Linked DNA regions of Homo sapiens: region 2 is linked to region 1. Evidence: read pairs that join two places in POLR2A ChIA-PET (ENCODE). Cell type or tissue: HepG2. All regions are shown on one strand. Each heading gives the region's core, and the rest is flanking DNA. Links, peaks and the distances in the headings are about the cores only.

Region 1 (8,180 bases), core at 2,135-6,134:
GGATCTTATCAGAAGCCCATCGGTGCAGGGAGCATACACCTTCCTTATGAGGACACAGGACAGTCACCACCAGGTGGGGAGTGGGATGCCAAGGTCAGCTGATAAGTTGAGGGACTGAGGCAGCAACCCCATGGTCCTACCCCACCCACTCCTGGAAGGATTTAACCCCTCAATCATGTGAAGTCACAAACAGGACGCCTGGACAAAAGTGTGTGACATCTGAGTGATAACACCTGGGACTGTGGTTTGTGTTGGAGAGTGTGTAAACAGCTGTGTGTGTGACACCCAAGAGATCCACTCAGGCTGTTGGAATCCACTGGTGTCTACATGGCTGTAGGCACCAGACGTTAACTTAGTCAATTTTCTTTCCTTCATCTTTGCTGTGTGGGTGGTATGGCCCCTCCCAGAACATTCTGGATTGTGGGAGTTCCTAGAAATAACTTACGGTAGTTAGAGCACATGAACACCTTTCATTTTCCTGCCTTATTCTCCCAATGGCTCTGGGTCCAAGGGGTCTTCAATCCTCCAGGACCAGCAATGCACTGCTGCTGGCTCCCTCCCCACTCTCCACCTGCCCCACACACTTGCCTCCGTCCCACCCTCCTTCACCTCCCACGTGTACTCACCTTGCCCAGTTTGAGGCCCTGGAAGCCCTCTTAACCCCCAATCCTCTCTGCTTTGGTCACATCCACTGGGAAAACACCATTCTGGTTACTTCTGACTCACTTTCTGCTTCTTCTGCGCCTGCACCCTTGCCCCTGGATGTGCCTGCAGAGTCACGTGGCCTCCCGGACACCATGTTGTGAAGACACTCAAGCAGCCCTGTGGACAGGCCTCATGGTGAGGCGCTAAAGCCTCCTGCCAACATTCAGCACTAACTTGCCAGCCCTGTGAATAAACCAACTTGGAAATGGGTCCTCCAGCACCAGCCAAGCCGTCAGAATACAGCGGCCCCTGCTGGAATCTTGACTGCAGCCTCACGAGAGTCCCTCAGCCAGTACCACCCAACCAAGCCACTTTCAGATTCTTAACCTGTGGACACTGTGTGAGATAATACATGTTTATGGTTTTGGGCTACTAGGTTTTGGAGTGATTATAACCGAGCAAAATAGGCCAGGCGCGGTGGCTCACGCCTATAATCCCAGCACTTTGGGAGGCGGAGACGTGCGGATCATGAGGTGAGGAGATCAAGACCATCCTGGCTAACATGGTGAAAGCCCGTCTCTACTCAAAATACAAAAAAATTAGCCGGGCGTGGTGGCGGGCACCTGTAGTCCCAGCTACTCTGGAGGCTGAGGCAGGAGAATGGCGTGAACCTGGGAGGCAGAGCTTGCAGTGAGCCGAGATAGCGCCACTGCACTCCAGCCTGGGTGACAGAGTGAGACTCCGTCTCAAGAAAAAAAAAAAAAAAAAACAAAAAAAACCACAGCAAAATGGAGAACCAATACAAATGACTAAATATAGACCAGAAACCCGCAAGTATATGTCTCCAATCTAACCCATCCCCGAACTCTTGTATTTCCAGCTGCCTAATTTTTTTTTTTTTTTTTTTTTTTGAGACAGAGTTTCGCTTTTGTTGCCCAGGCTGGAGTGCAATGGCGCGATCTCGGCTCACCGCAACCTCTGCCTCCCAGGTTCAAGTGATTCTCCTGCCTCAGCCTCCTGAGTAGCCGGGATCACAGGCATGCGCCACCATGCCCAGCTAATTTTGTGTTTTTAGTAAAGATAGGGTTTCTCCATGTTGGTCAGGCTGGTCTCAAACTCCCAACCTCAGGTGATCCGCCCGCCTTGGCCTCCCAAAGTGCTGGGATTACAGGCGAGAGCCACCGTGCCCAGCCTGCAGTGGCCTCTTAACTGGCCTCTCTGATTGTATTCTTGTCCCCTCTAGTTTTTTTCTCTACATAGCAGTCAGACTCATCTTTGTGAAACCCAGGTCCGCCATGTCACGACCGTGCTCACAGCCCTCCAAGTCTCCCTTTACACTCAGAGTAACAGTCATGACAGTGGCCATAGAGCCCTTCATGTCTCAGACCCGGTCCCCTCCCTGTCCTCCTCACTCACGGCTCCTGTAGCTCTGGCCTGCTACTGTCCCCTGAGCCTACCAGGCACACTCCTGACTCAGTGCCTTTGTGTTGGCAGCTCCCGCTCCCTAGAACCCTGCTCCCCAGCTGTCCACAGGGCTCCTTCCCTCAGGTCCTTTGTGTCTTTGCTCAAATGTCACTTCTCAATGAGCTCTTCCCTGACTACTCTATCTGAAATTGCATTCCTGGCTGGGTGCAGTGGCTCATACCTATAATCCCAACACTTTGGGAGGCTGAGGCAGGAAGATCGCTTGAGTCCAGAAGTTCAAGACCAGCCTGGGCAACATAGTGAGAATCCATGTTTAAAAATACATAAATAAAATAAAATTGCATTCCTCCCCCTCCCTCAGGCTTCCTCTTCCTCTGTGGCTTCATTTTTCTCCATTGCATCTATCCTCATGTTACTTGTTCATTATTTCTTGCTGCCCCTCCCAGAGCGTAAGTTCTACCAGGGCAGACATCTTTGTTTTATTCACTGCCGAAGCCCCAGAGTCCAGAGCAGTGCCCGGCACCTATGAGGCACTCAACAAGTATTTGTAGATTGGAGGCAAAGCTGACCTACGCCAGCACAGCAACTCAACACTCCTGCTCCAGCTGTCTTCTGTCCAAGGGGTGTTCAGAGCAATAAGAGATGTAAAAGGTGGGCACGAGACCCCTGGGAAGCAGATCCCCTCTGGGTAAGCCCCACCAGACTGCCAAGGCAGCCATGCATAGGACACCTGCGTAACAGGCGCAGGTGCCCTCACAAGATGGGGATGGGATCTAACAGACTTTCAGTGCTGGGTGTTCCCAAAGGATGACGTTGCAGGATGGAGGAAGGCCCTGCCAGGCTGCAGGGTCTGGCCACCCTCTTGGGCAGGAATACCAGGCCCTTTAGTGGGGAAGGGAGCCTGCTGGGAACACTGGTACTCAGAGCTGCTCCCACTGGGCCTGCAAAGCCAGTTTGGGGGCCAGGGTAGATCCACTGGAGATCAGATAACAGTCGCCAACACATGGAATGCACCAAGTCCACACAAAATCATTCATCCTCCGAGGTGGACACAGTGGAACCCCATGTTACAGATGAAGATGTGTGTCCAGGCACTCAGTCAAGGTCACACCAGACAGCAAGGGGTGGAGCTGAGAGTAGAATGCAGCGCCTGCACATTCACGAAGCTATCCCACCTGCCATCACTAGGCAGGAGAGAGGCATCCCATTCTGCCCCTCACTAGAGAAATGGTGCCAGCCAGACAGAGGAGGCTGATTTGCTAACCCAAGCCCAGTGCCTTGATGACAGAGGCCCAGGAGGTGTGGGCACAGCTTGTGACTCACATGGTAGCCTCCTTTGACTGGGAGAAATGTGTGTGAATGAAAGGACCAGGTAACACCCTGGGGCCCACGCAGCTTTGCTGTGGGACCTTCCTTGACAGGAACCTCTGGGCTGGGCTGGGACTGCTTGGATGCAGTGTCAACAGGAGTGGCTGCAGGGACTGACCTCAGGACAGCCAGTGAAGGATCCCTGAGCTGCAGAACCATGGCCAGGATGCATTCGAATCTATAAGCACTTCTGTGGTTTGGAGCTGGTTGGGGAGGGGGCTCCGTAATAGACTCCATTTCCTGCAGCCAAGCAGTATTCATGTAACCTTATTCGAGCGCTGTCCCAGGCTGAGACATAATTAAATAAAAGCATAATTAGCCGGGTGCAGTGGCTCACACCTGTAATCCCAGCACTTTGGGAGGCCGAGGCAGGTGTATCACAAGGTCAGGAGATCGAGACCACCCTGGCTAACACGGTGAAACCCCGTCTCTACTAAAAATATAAAAAACTAGCCAGGCATGGTGGCGGGTGCCTGTAGTCCCAGCTACTCGGGAGGCTGAGGCAGGAGAATGGCATGAAGCCAGGAGGCAGAGGTTGCAGTGAGCTGAGATTGCGCCACTGCACTGTAGCGTGGGCGACAGAACAAGACTCTGTCGCAAAAAAAAAAAAAAAAAAAGCATAATTAGTCTCTCTCTGTGTCCTTTTAAAGGAAACATCAAATGGGACCATGCTGATGACTGCATCTTATTGACAGAAGTCCTTAAATGGGTAATTGATTTAGCTGTTGATCCAACTACCATCAACCTCAGTACCCTATGATTCCCTTTGGGAAAATTGCAAGACAGCTGTTTGTACAGCAGGGCCCCTGGTCAAGGACAGGTCAGGAAGTAGGTGGTTGGGGAGGTCTGGGATCCCTACAGCCATCGGGTGAGGAGGGTAGAGTCTCAGAAGGGGTGGGCTGCTAAGTCAGAGATGTTAGTCTGGGAGCGGTAGCTAATGCCTGTAATCCCAGCATGTTGGCAGGCTGAGGCGGGAGGATTCTTTGAGCCCAGGAGTTTGAGACCAGCCTGAGTAATATAGCAAGACCCTGTCTCTATTTATAAAAATAAAATGTAAAAATATGAAGAAAAGAGATGTTAGCTCAGCTCAATTCAGCCTGAAGCTGGGGCAGAATCAAATAGTCACTAATCAAGCACTTCATCAGTTACTTTGCCCAGGCCTGATCCCTAGGAGTCTGGTGTAAGTCAAACCAGGCCTGGGGAGAAGCCACAAACCTGAATTTCCATCCTCTTGGCTGTTGTCTCCCTACAGTGAACATAAGGCAAAATGATCATCCCCAGCCCGTTCCGTGTCACACGAGGATTAACGAAGGAATTCTGCATGGTGGATCTTTTACCATCCATTAGACCTAGATGCTGTAAAGTTAGAGGTTACTTTACAGAAAACTGATTAAGATGCAAAATGATTTCTGCCCAGTGAATAATACAAGCCTTAGAGTTATGGGACTTTTTATTTTATTTTAAATTAAAAAAAAAATTTTTTTTTGAGATAGTGTCTTGCTCTGTCGTCCAGGCTGGAGTACAGTGGTGCCACCTTGGTGCGCTGAAACCTCAGCCTCCCAGATTCAAGTGATTCTCGTGCCTCAGCCTCCCAAGTAGCTGGGATTACAGGCACGTGCCACCACACCTGGCTACTTTTTGTATTTTTAGTAGAGACCAGGTTTTCCCATGTTGGCCACACTGGTCTCAAACTCCTGACCTCAGGTGATCTGCCCACCTCGGGCTCCCAAAGTGCTGGGATTACAGGTGTGAGCCACTGTGACCAGCCCGGGTTATGGGATTTTAAAAATAAATGCCCTTTAGAATATTAACCAATTTTGTATGTAATTTAGCAATCTTCTATCAGGATTCCTTGCTTTCTCCCCCTTGACTATATACGTGTCAGTTTTTTGTATTCTTTTTTGCAACCCCATTGGTGGAGGGGGGTTGGGGGCTCCCAGGAGGCCCTGGGCCAGAGGGCTCCTGGGTTGGAGGTGAAACTCAAAATCGATATGTATCTCCAGGCCTGAGGGGTATAGGATGCGGGCCCTTGGGGAGTTGCCACCACCTCTCTCTGCCCCCCAACCCCATGACTTACAAAGGGGAAGGGACTTTTCCAAGGTCACCAGATGGTTAGTGGCTCTTCCCCTATCCCTCCCCCGCCTACACCCCAGTATCCTTCTGCACTTTGGAGTTAGAGCAGGTACCCAGATCCTCCGGGGAGGGACTGCGGCCCCTTTCTGGCCTCACCCCAGTGCTTATCTTGGGAACATCGCCCTTGAGCTCTCATCTCCAGGCTGACAACAACCAGGCCTGGAACCTTCTGTGAGGGGTCGGGGGAGGGCAGGGCCATGTCGGGGAGGGGTAGATGCAGAATGGGTGAGCTGAGGGAGTGGGGGTGATGTCAGAGGGTGGCTGAGGGGCTGAGCTCAGTGTGGACGTGGTGACCTCCTGCTCCCCACCTGAGCCCAGGGCCCACAGACACTTGGTGAAGCTGAAGCTTAGCTTCCAAGTTTATTTCTGGGATCTAGGGAGGAGCTGGCTGAAGGAGCGGCCTCCCGAGGAGGTGTCCGACCTCTGGCCTGGGGCCTGGCCAGGCCTGACCCTGGTCTCTGTGGTCGTGGGGCAGGTCAGGCAGCTTGAAGAGGAGACCTGCCTTCCGGGGGTTTGGGTCACTGCAGGCAGAGACAGCTCGAGTGAGCAGCATGGGGCAGCCGCCTCTTCCCTCCCCGCTGCCATGGCTGCCCGCACACCTGAGCAGAGCCACCTCCGGCAGGGCCTGGCTTTCCTCCTGCAGGGCCTTCACTTCATCCTGGATGGCCTGGGCCTCCTCCTGGATGGCCTGGGCTCCCTCCTTCAGGCTCTTATACAATAAGGTGGGCTGGACAAAGGGTTGCAGGGCTCGAGGTGGGTAGCCAGCCATGCAGGACAACCCGAAGCCCCTCTAGGAGAGCTGGGCTGGGAGGCAGGGAGGAGGCAAGACAAAGAAATGGGGTCCTGGCTCAGGGTCTTACCAGGTTCTGCAGCTTCTCCCCCAGGGCCAGGTTGTGCACTTGGGTGGTGTTCAGTGACTCCCGAAGCCTAGGGTTGAAAAACAGACCCCTCCCACCTCAGCCAGGCTTTTGTTCCAGGCAGCACTCCCCACCCCTCCCACCTCCTGCTTCAGCCACCTGGTCCTATAGCCACCTGGGACCAGTGTTTCAGTAAGAGCCCAGTCTTCCTGTCCCGGCAAAACCACAGGTGGGATGGGAATTGTTCTCCCTGAGTGATTGGTAGCAGGGGACCGAGAGAGAGACTAATTATGCTTTTTGTCTTCCTTTGCAAGAGCAGGGCAGGCTGCTTCTGTGGGTGGGCTAGAAACCCTCTGAGGCTCCCCTTGGAAGGGGTGGGTGGTATAGGGCTAGCCGCTCCTTTGGGCTGTAGGCAGGGTTGCAACAGGATTCTCTGTGGCTCCAGGCCAGTGACAGGGCCAATGCTGGAACCAGCCCTGCCTAGGCGCTCCAGGTCAGCTGTGTATGAATGGGAGAGCTGATCACTCAGGTCTATGGCCTGGAAGCCTCCGTCATGCCCTGCCCCCACCTCAGGACCTTTGCTGACAGATGGGGCTCTGACCCCAGCATTACCTGAGAGGGGCGAGCGGCCATGGGATTGTGTGGACCCCAGCTCCAGAGCCCGACATCCAGAGAACAAGCCCCTCCCCCAGACTGAACGCTCCTCAAGTTCTTGGACAATTAAAGGTGGGGGTTCCTGAATGCCCGTTCACCAGCCACGTGGGCCCTGACCTGAAAGCCAGGCCTGGCCTTGGTCGGGGGAAGCCCTGTCACCCTACCCGCTCCCATCTGCCCGCCCAGATCACCTCATGCAGTCATTCTGCAACTGCCTGATCTCCTTTGAGGTCCGCTGGGGGCCCCAGTCCTCCTGATCTAAGAACTGGTACTCCTGGATCTCCGAGTCCCTGGAGCAAGTGGGTAGTGAAGGTCAGGCCAGAGGGTCTAGGGGATGAGGGAAGTGGGTGGGTGGTGTGGGGGTGCCCAGCCAAAGGCCCCGGCTTCAGCAGGCCTCTCTGGGCCTCCTCTCTGCACGGGCCAGGACTGAGTCCTAGCCCAGGTTTGAATGTTTCTGGGTGTGGGGTGGGGAGAAACACCATCCACCTCCCCCAGTTTTGTGCGTGCCTGCATGTGCCTGCATGGGCACTCTCTCTCTCTCTCTCTCTCTCATGCAGCCTTACGATTCAGGGTCTTTTGGCTCAGTGGGCTCAGAGGTGTTCAGGAGTGTAAACAGGAACGTGACGGTGGGTTCCAGTTGTTCTGAGGAAGGTGGCTTTGCAGAGAAAGCGCCAAGGTGACTGGAGAGGGTCACGGCTGCTCACCCAAGAGCCTGGGTCCTCCCACACCCCCCATCCTTGCCATCTCCCTGTCTTTCAGGGGCCCCATCGTCTGTATCCCCCACCCTGTAGGGAAAGCCTGGTAGGAGGTATGAATGGGACCTGTCCAGGAGGCCCTCCAGCGCTGAACTCCCCTGCACCCATTCCTCAGCCCTGAACCCAGGAGCTGGGCCTGGACGCCCTGACAGCTGGAAGCTGGGTGTGACGACGGGGGTTCAGGCCTCCATTCAGATACAGGAAGAATTTCTCCAGCTCTCCTGCCTCCCCTGCCCACTGCCTTAGGAGGCCCTGGGGTTTCCCATCACCTCCAAGTTCCGCTCCTCGGAAGCCTGAGGGCCCTTGGGTTCTTGCTCCTCAACAGGCTGCACCACTGGCTTGT
Region 2 (6,848 bases), core at 2,483-6,482, 1.3 Mb before region 1:
TTACAGACATAACTTAGATTAGTAAGGGTCTACCCTCTCTCCTCCACAGGAAGCTGTCTCAACAATTAAGATTCCTGGCTGGGCACAGTAGCTCATGCCTGTAATTCCAGCACTTTGTGAGGCTGAGGTGGGAGGATCGTTTAAGCCCAGGAGTTTGAGACCAGCCTGGGCAACATAGGGAAACCCTGACTCTATAAAAATACAAAATGGGGCCAGGCGCATTGGCTCACACTTGTAATCCCAGTACTTTGGGAGGCCGAGGCAGGTGGATCACCAGGTCAGGAGTTCCAGACCAGCCTGGCCAATATGGTGAAACCTCATCTCTACGAAAAATACAAACAATTAGCCAGGCGCAGTGGCTCACGCCTGTAATCCCAGCACTTTGGGAGGCTGAGGTGGGTGGATCACAAGGTCAGGAGATCAAGACCATCCTGGCTAACACGGTGAAACCCCATCTCTACTAAAAATACAAAAAAATTAGCTAGGCGTGGTGGCGGGCGCCTGTAGTCCCAGCTACTCGGGAGGCTGAGGCAGGAGAATGGTGTGAACCCGGGAGGTGGAGCTTGCTGTGAGCCAAGATCACGTCACTGCACTCCAGCCTGGGCTACAGAGCAAGACTCTGTCTCAAAAAAAAAAAAAAAAAATACAAACAATTAGCTGGGCATGGTAGCGCGCACCTGTAATCCTAGCTACTCAGGAGGTTGGGGCAGGAGAACTGCTTGAACCCAGGAGGCAGAGGCTGCGGTGAGCAGAGATCGTGCCACTGCACTCTAGCCTGGGCGACAGAGCAAGACTCCACCTCAAAAATATATATGTAATAATAACAATAAATTAAATAAATAAATTCCAATTCTTGGCCAGGCACAGTGACTCACACTTGTAATCCCAGCACTTTGGGAGGCTGAGGCGGGAGGATCGCTTGAGCCCAGGAGTTCGAGGCTGTGGTGAGCTATGATTTCGCCACTGTACTCCAGGCTGGGTGACAGAGCCAGACTCTGCCTCTACAACAAACAAACAAACAAAAATTTGATTCCTGTATATGGCACTTTCTATGTAGCTGTGTAGCTGGTGGAGGAGAATTCCTGGAATTCCTAATAACTCCACTGAAGATGGTCTGGAGTCTTCCCTCAGAGCTCAGCGCAGAGAAGGTTTGCTCAGCAGAGCAGGTATGCAAGGCAGAAGGCCTGGCTTTGCAGGCCGACCAATTCGCTTCTGTGACTTTCATGTTGTTTGATTTGGTTTCTTCATCTAAGCATTGCAGTGTTTAAGAGCAAGGACAGGGGATAGAGCTAGGGTTGGGTCCTGCCTTAGCAACTAGCCACATTTCATTAAATCTAGGACATCATGGTTTGCAAGATGAACCATTATTTTATGTATCCCCAAAGAAAAAAATACTGCCAAACTATGACAATGATCTCTTATCACTTGGAATTTTATTTTACGTTTATTAAAAGAGCTCTTTTGGCCAGACTCGGTGGCTCATGCCTGTAATCCCATCACTGTGGGAGGCCGAGGTGGGTAGATCACTTGAAGTCAGGAGTTCAAGACCAGCCTGGCCAACATGATGAAACCTCGTCTGTACTAAAAATACAAAAATTAGCTGAGCATGGTGGCACATGCCTGTAATCCCAGCTACTCAGGAGGCTGAGACAGGAGAATCGCTTGAACCCGGGAGGTGGAAGTTGCAGTGAGCCAAGATAGCGCCACTGCACTCCAGCCTGGGCAACAGAGCAAGACTCTGTCTCAAAAAAAAAAAAAAAAAAATTAAAAGAGCTCTTTTAGGCCGGTGCAGTGGCTCATGCCTGTAATCCCAGCACTTTGGGAGACCAAGGCAGTCGGATCACTTGAGATCAGGAGTTCGAGATTAGCTTGGCCAACATGGTGAAACCCCATCTCTACTAAAAATACAAAAAATTAGCCGGGTGTGATGGCGGACGCCTGTAATCACAGGTACTCAGGAGGCTGAGATGGGAGAGTCACTGAAACCTGGGAGATGGAGGTTGCAGTGAGCCGAGATCGTGCCACTGTACTCCAGCCTGGGAGACAGAGTGAGACTCTGTCCCAACAACAACAAAAAAAAGAGCTCTTTTAGACTTGCAGATTTTTTTTCTTTTTTTTTTTTGAGACAGAGTCTTGCCCTGTCACCGAGGCAGGAGTGCCGAGGCAGGAGTGCAGTAGCACAATCACAGATCACTGCAACCTCCAACTCCCAGATTCAAGCGATTCTCATGCCTCAGACATCAAGGTAGCTGGGATTACAGGGGCACTCCACCACACCAAGCTAATTTTTTTTTTTTTTTTTTTGAGACGGAGTCTCACTCTGTCGCCCAGGCTGGAGTGCAGTGGCGTGAGATCGGCTCACTGCAAGCTCCACCTCCCAGGTTCATGCCATTCTCCTGCCTCAGCCTCCCAAGTAGCTGGGACTACAGGCGCCTGACACCACGCCCAGCTAATTTTTTGTATTTTTAGTAGAGATGGGGTTTCACCATGTTAGCCAGGATGGTCTCGATCTCCTGATCTCATGATCCACCCACCTCGGCCTCCCAAAGTGCTGGGATTACAAGCATGAGCCACCACGCCCGGCCTTTTTTTTTTTTGAGACAGAGTTTTGCTCTTGTTGCTCAGCCTGGAGTGCAATGGCCCAATCTCAGCTCACTGCAAGCTCCACCTCCTGGGTTCAAGTGATTCTCCTGCCTCAGCCTCCTGAGTAGCTGGGATTACAGGGGCCCACCACCAGACCCGACTGATTTTTTGTACTTTTAATAGAGATGGGGTTTCACCATGTTAGCCAGGACGGTCTCGAACTGCTGACCTCAGGTGATTCCCCTGCCTCGGCCTCTCAAAGTGCTGGGATTAGAGACATGAGCCACTGTGCCTGGCAATTTTTTTTTTTTTTTTTTTTTTGAGATGGAGTTTCCCTCTTGTTGCCCAGGCTGCAGTACAATGGCACAATCTCAGCTCACTGCAACCTGCGCCTCCTGGGTTCAGGCGATTCTCCTGCCTCTGCCTCCTGAGTAGCTGGGATTACAGGTGCCCGCCATCACACCCGACTAATTATTTGCATTTTTAGTAGAGACAGGGTTTCACCATGTTGGCCACGCTGGTCTCGAACTCCGAATCTCAGGTGATCCAACCGCCTTGACTTCCCAAAGTGCTGGGATTACAGGCGTGCGCCACCACGCCCAGCCATCCAGCTAATTTTTGTATTTTTTGTAGCAACTGGGTTTGGACATGTTAGCCAGGCTGGTTGCGAACTCCTGGCCTCCCGCCTTGACCTCCCAAAGTGCTGGGATTATAGGTGTGAGCCACTGCACCTGGCCCTAGATTTGTTGATATTTTAACATAGGTTTTCATGATATATCACTCTTCATATACATGAAAATGTAGGCAAAATAAATTGGTTGGGGTTGTCAAAGCCCTGTGACCAAGGACCACCAGGAACACACTTGTAACCAAAATTAGGTTTAATTTGCTGCAGTGAAGGAGAATACATCCCAGGGAAACCCTCAAGGCACCCTCAGGAAACTCCTTAAATTTGGCCTCGTTCCCATAGTTCTATGGAAGAATTAGGGAAATGGAACTGGTTCAGGATTGAATGCTGTCAAGAAACAGGGGCAGTTCAGAAACTGGGTATCTTTTTTTTTTTTTTTTTTGGAGATGGAGTCTCGCTCTGTCACCCAGGCTGGATTGCGGTGGCGCAATCTCGACTCACTACAACCTCTGCCTCCCGGGTTCAAGTGATCAGCCCGCCTTGGCCTCCCAAAGTGCTGAGATTACAGGTGTAAGCCACCACGCCCAGCCTGGACTACAGTAATTTTTGCTAAAGAGAAATAGCAATTGCTCCAAAAAAGGTGAAGTCAGGCCGGGCACAGTAGCGCACACCTACTTTCCAGCACTTTGGGAGGCTGAGGCAGGTGGATTGCTTGAGTCCAGCCTGGACAACATGGTGAAACCCCATCTCTAAAAAAAAAAAAATTCTTTTTTTAAAAAAAGGCAAAGTCGGCCAGGAGCAGCGGCTCACACCTATAATCCCAGCACTTTGGGAGGCCGAGACAAGCGGATCACCTGAGGTCGGAGTTCGAGACCAGCCTGACCAACATGGAGAAACCCCGTCTCTACTAAAAATACAAAATTAGCCAGGTGTGATGGCGCATGCCTGTAATCCCAGCTACTCGGCAGGCTGAGGCAGGAGAATCTTGAACCTGGGAGGCGGAGGTTGTAGTGAGCTGAGATTGCGCCATTGCATTCCAGCCTGGGCAACAAGAACAAAACTCCGTTTTAAAAAAAAAAAAAAAGGCCGGAAGCAGTAGCTCGCGCCTGTAATCCCAGCACTTTGAGAGGCCGAGGCAGGAGGATCACAAGGTCAGAGTTCAAGACCAGCCTGGACAAGATGGTGAAACCCTGACTCTACTAAAAATACAAAAATTAGCCAAGTGTGGTGGCAGGCGCCTGTAATCCCAGCTGCTTGGGAGGCTGAGGCAGAGAATTGCTTGAGCCCGGGAGGCGGAGGTTGCAGTGAGCCGAGATTGCACCACTGCGCTCCAGGTTGGGTGACAGAGTGAGACTCCATTTCAAAAAAAAAAAAAAAAAAAAAGGCGAAGTCACTTTGTGGTCATGAAGTGGCTTCATCTATGTCTCATTCTAAACATAGCTTACTTTCTGCTGGTAACAGCACAGTCTGAATGCCAGAAAAGCCATCTTTCACTTTCTTGATAGTCCTAAACTTCAGTCCTAAACTTCACGTTGATGTTGATTATAGAAAGCATCACCATTTGAGGGATATTAAAATGTGGGGGAAATATTCACTCTAGGTTGGATGAAATAAGATTCTTGCTGTATTACCTTGGGCAAGTAATCTAACCCTTTAAGCTTCAACTTCTTGCTCTATAAGCTGAGAATAATATGACCTAAAAGAAATAATGTCTACTAATTGGGTGGTACAATACTGGGTGTATCACTCAAGGTTCAACCAGGAAAATAGGAACCACTTTTTTTTTGAGACAATCTAGCTCTGTCGCCCAGGCTGGAGTCAAGTGCAGCGGCATGATCTTGGCTCACTGCAACCTCCGCCTCCTGGGCTCAAGCAATCTTCCTGACTCAACCTCGTAAGTAGCTGGGATTACAGGCACACACCACCATGCCGGGCTAATTTCTTTTTTCTTTTTTCTTATGGTAGAGACAGGGTTTCACCATGTTGGCCAGGCTGGTCTCGAACTCCTGACCTCAAGTGATCCACCTGCCTTGGCCTCCCAAACTGCTGGGATTACAGTTGGGAGCCACTGCGCCCCGCCAGGAGGGAACCACTTTAAGTATTGAAAACAGAGAGAATGTAATGCAGGGTTTTGGTGACACGATTAACAGGGGTTAACAGGGAGGTCTGGAAAGCCCAGCAGGGGACAGAGAGAGGCAGTACAGAGACTGGCAAAAGCAAGAAGCTGCCTACAACTCCTAACCTGCAGGGACAAAAAGAGGAGGTGGACTGAGTAGAGCCCAGGGGCATGGATCATCCTACAGATGTTGGGACCACAGCTACCTATCCATGAGCTGGAGCCACAGAGAGGCCTCATCTGCTGCTGGAGATGTCACCTGAGCCTGAGCAAGAGAGAGAAAGAGAAGAAATACCATGGCTCTTTCTTTCCTCCTGCCTTCTCTTCTCCTGCCACTGCCTCCCATTGGCTAAACCGAGGCCTGAAGCCAGATGCTCTGGGAGCCTGAGAAACTGCCCCCCGCAAGACTCAGCCCACTGCAATACAGAGCAGAGCAGAGGGGCACGGAAGGGATCTGTAGCAAATGGTAGAGAATGACCATTCAGCAGAAATAGTTAAACAGGCTTGGTAATACCTTTGTTGTAAAACCTTTAAAATATCAGATACACTTGCACATAACAAAATAATTCCCTTAAAAATAGACTGCAAGGCCAGGCGCGGTGGCTCACGCCTGTAATCCCACTTTGGGAGGCCGAGGCAGACGGATGATGAGGTCAAGAGATCAAGACCATCCTGGCCAACATGCTGAAACCCCGTCTCTACTAAAAATACAAAAATTAGCCGGGCATGGTGGCACGTGCCTGTAGTCCCAGCTACCCAGGAGGCTGAGGCGGGAGAATAGCTTGAACCTGGGAGGCGGAGGTTGTGGTGAGCCGAGATAGCGCCACTGCACTCCAGCCTGGTGACAGAGCGAGACTCTGTCTCAAAAAAAAAAAAATTAAAAAATTGACTGCAATCCATATAGACTAGTTCACACCTCTTCTCACACCCCCATCCTACTACGCGATTCTGAATACTACTGTGTCTGGTCTGATATAACGACATTCGAAGATGGATTTTCAGTGTCAGACATTTTGCATTTTCTGAGCTGAAATCTCATGAGGGTTGCTATAGAAGAGGGAGATGCACATTCCATGTCACAGAAGTAAAAGCTCACCCAGAGTGTGGTTATAGGGCAGCAATGTCATGGCAACTGGACTCTGGTCTTGGGGCTCTCAAGGGATTGCTGTGTGTCCTTGGAGAGGGTCACAAAATCTCCGGACTCCCGTGCCAAAAATGGAAATCATACCCATCAGGGTGGTTTATGTCCGCTCACAGTCCACTCTGCTTCTCTTCTTTGCCTTCCCAGAAGGGTCCAAAATGGTTTTTGAAAGAAACGATGAGCCGGACTAAGAAAACAGATAATGTGCCCACGGCCACGGAGCTGGCAGATGAGAAGGAATTCGGTCTCTGCGTTTCCATACCAAGGCCCTTTCCACTCACCCACCGCTTCTCTTCCTGCCCGGGGCATCTGCTGGCGGAGGAAGGCTTGTCCACGGAAAGGCAAAAGCGACTCCCGATCAAAATCCGGGGGCACCTGGT

The links. ChIA-PET counts read pairs that join two places held together with the same protein. Peaks named below come from ENCODE experiments on the same cell type or tissue, not always from the same donor. Only the 100,000 strongest peaks of a DNase experiment are listed, where the experiment ranks them.
Region 2: POLR2A ChIA-PET joins it to region 1 with 6 read pairs; 1 of 35 experiments calls an interaction of 5 or more read pairs at or near these places.

The regions. Positions count from the first base shown.
Region 1 is chr11:65,060,382-65,068,561 of GRCh38, forward strand. It overlaps a transcript of NAALADL1 not described here and a transcript of CDCA5 not described here. Among named protein-coding and RNA genes, the nearest start is that of NAALADL1, 5.9 kb to the left of the region's middle. RefSeq lists a silencer at 6,376-6,670. In HepG2, for the core only: no CTCF peak of the experiment used is centred there; no DNase peak of the experiment used is centred there; H3K4me3 peaks cover 653 bases.
Region 2 is chr11:63,806,297-63,813,144 of GRCh38, forward strand. No RefSeq gene overlaps it. Among named protein-coding and RNA genes, the nearest start is that of SPINDOC, 3.7 kb to the right of the region's middle. RefSeq lists silencers at 5,241-5,535, 6,796-6,848. In HepG2, for the core only: no CTCF peak of the experiment used is centred there; a DNase peak (open chromatin) is centred at 4,295; H3K4me3 peaks cover 827 bases.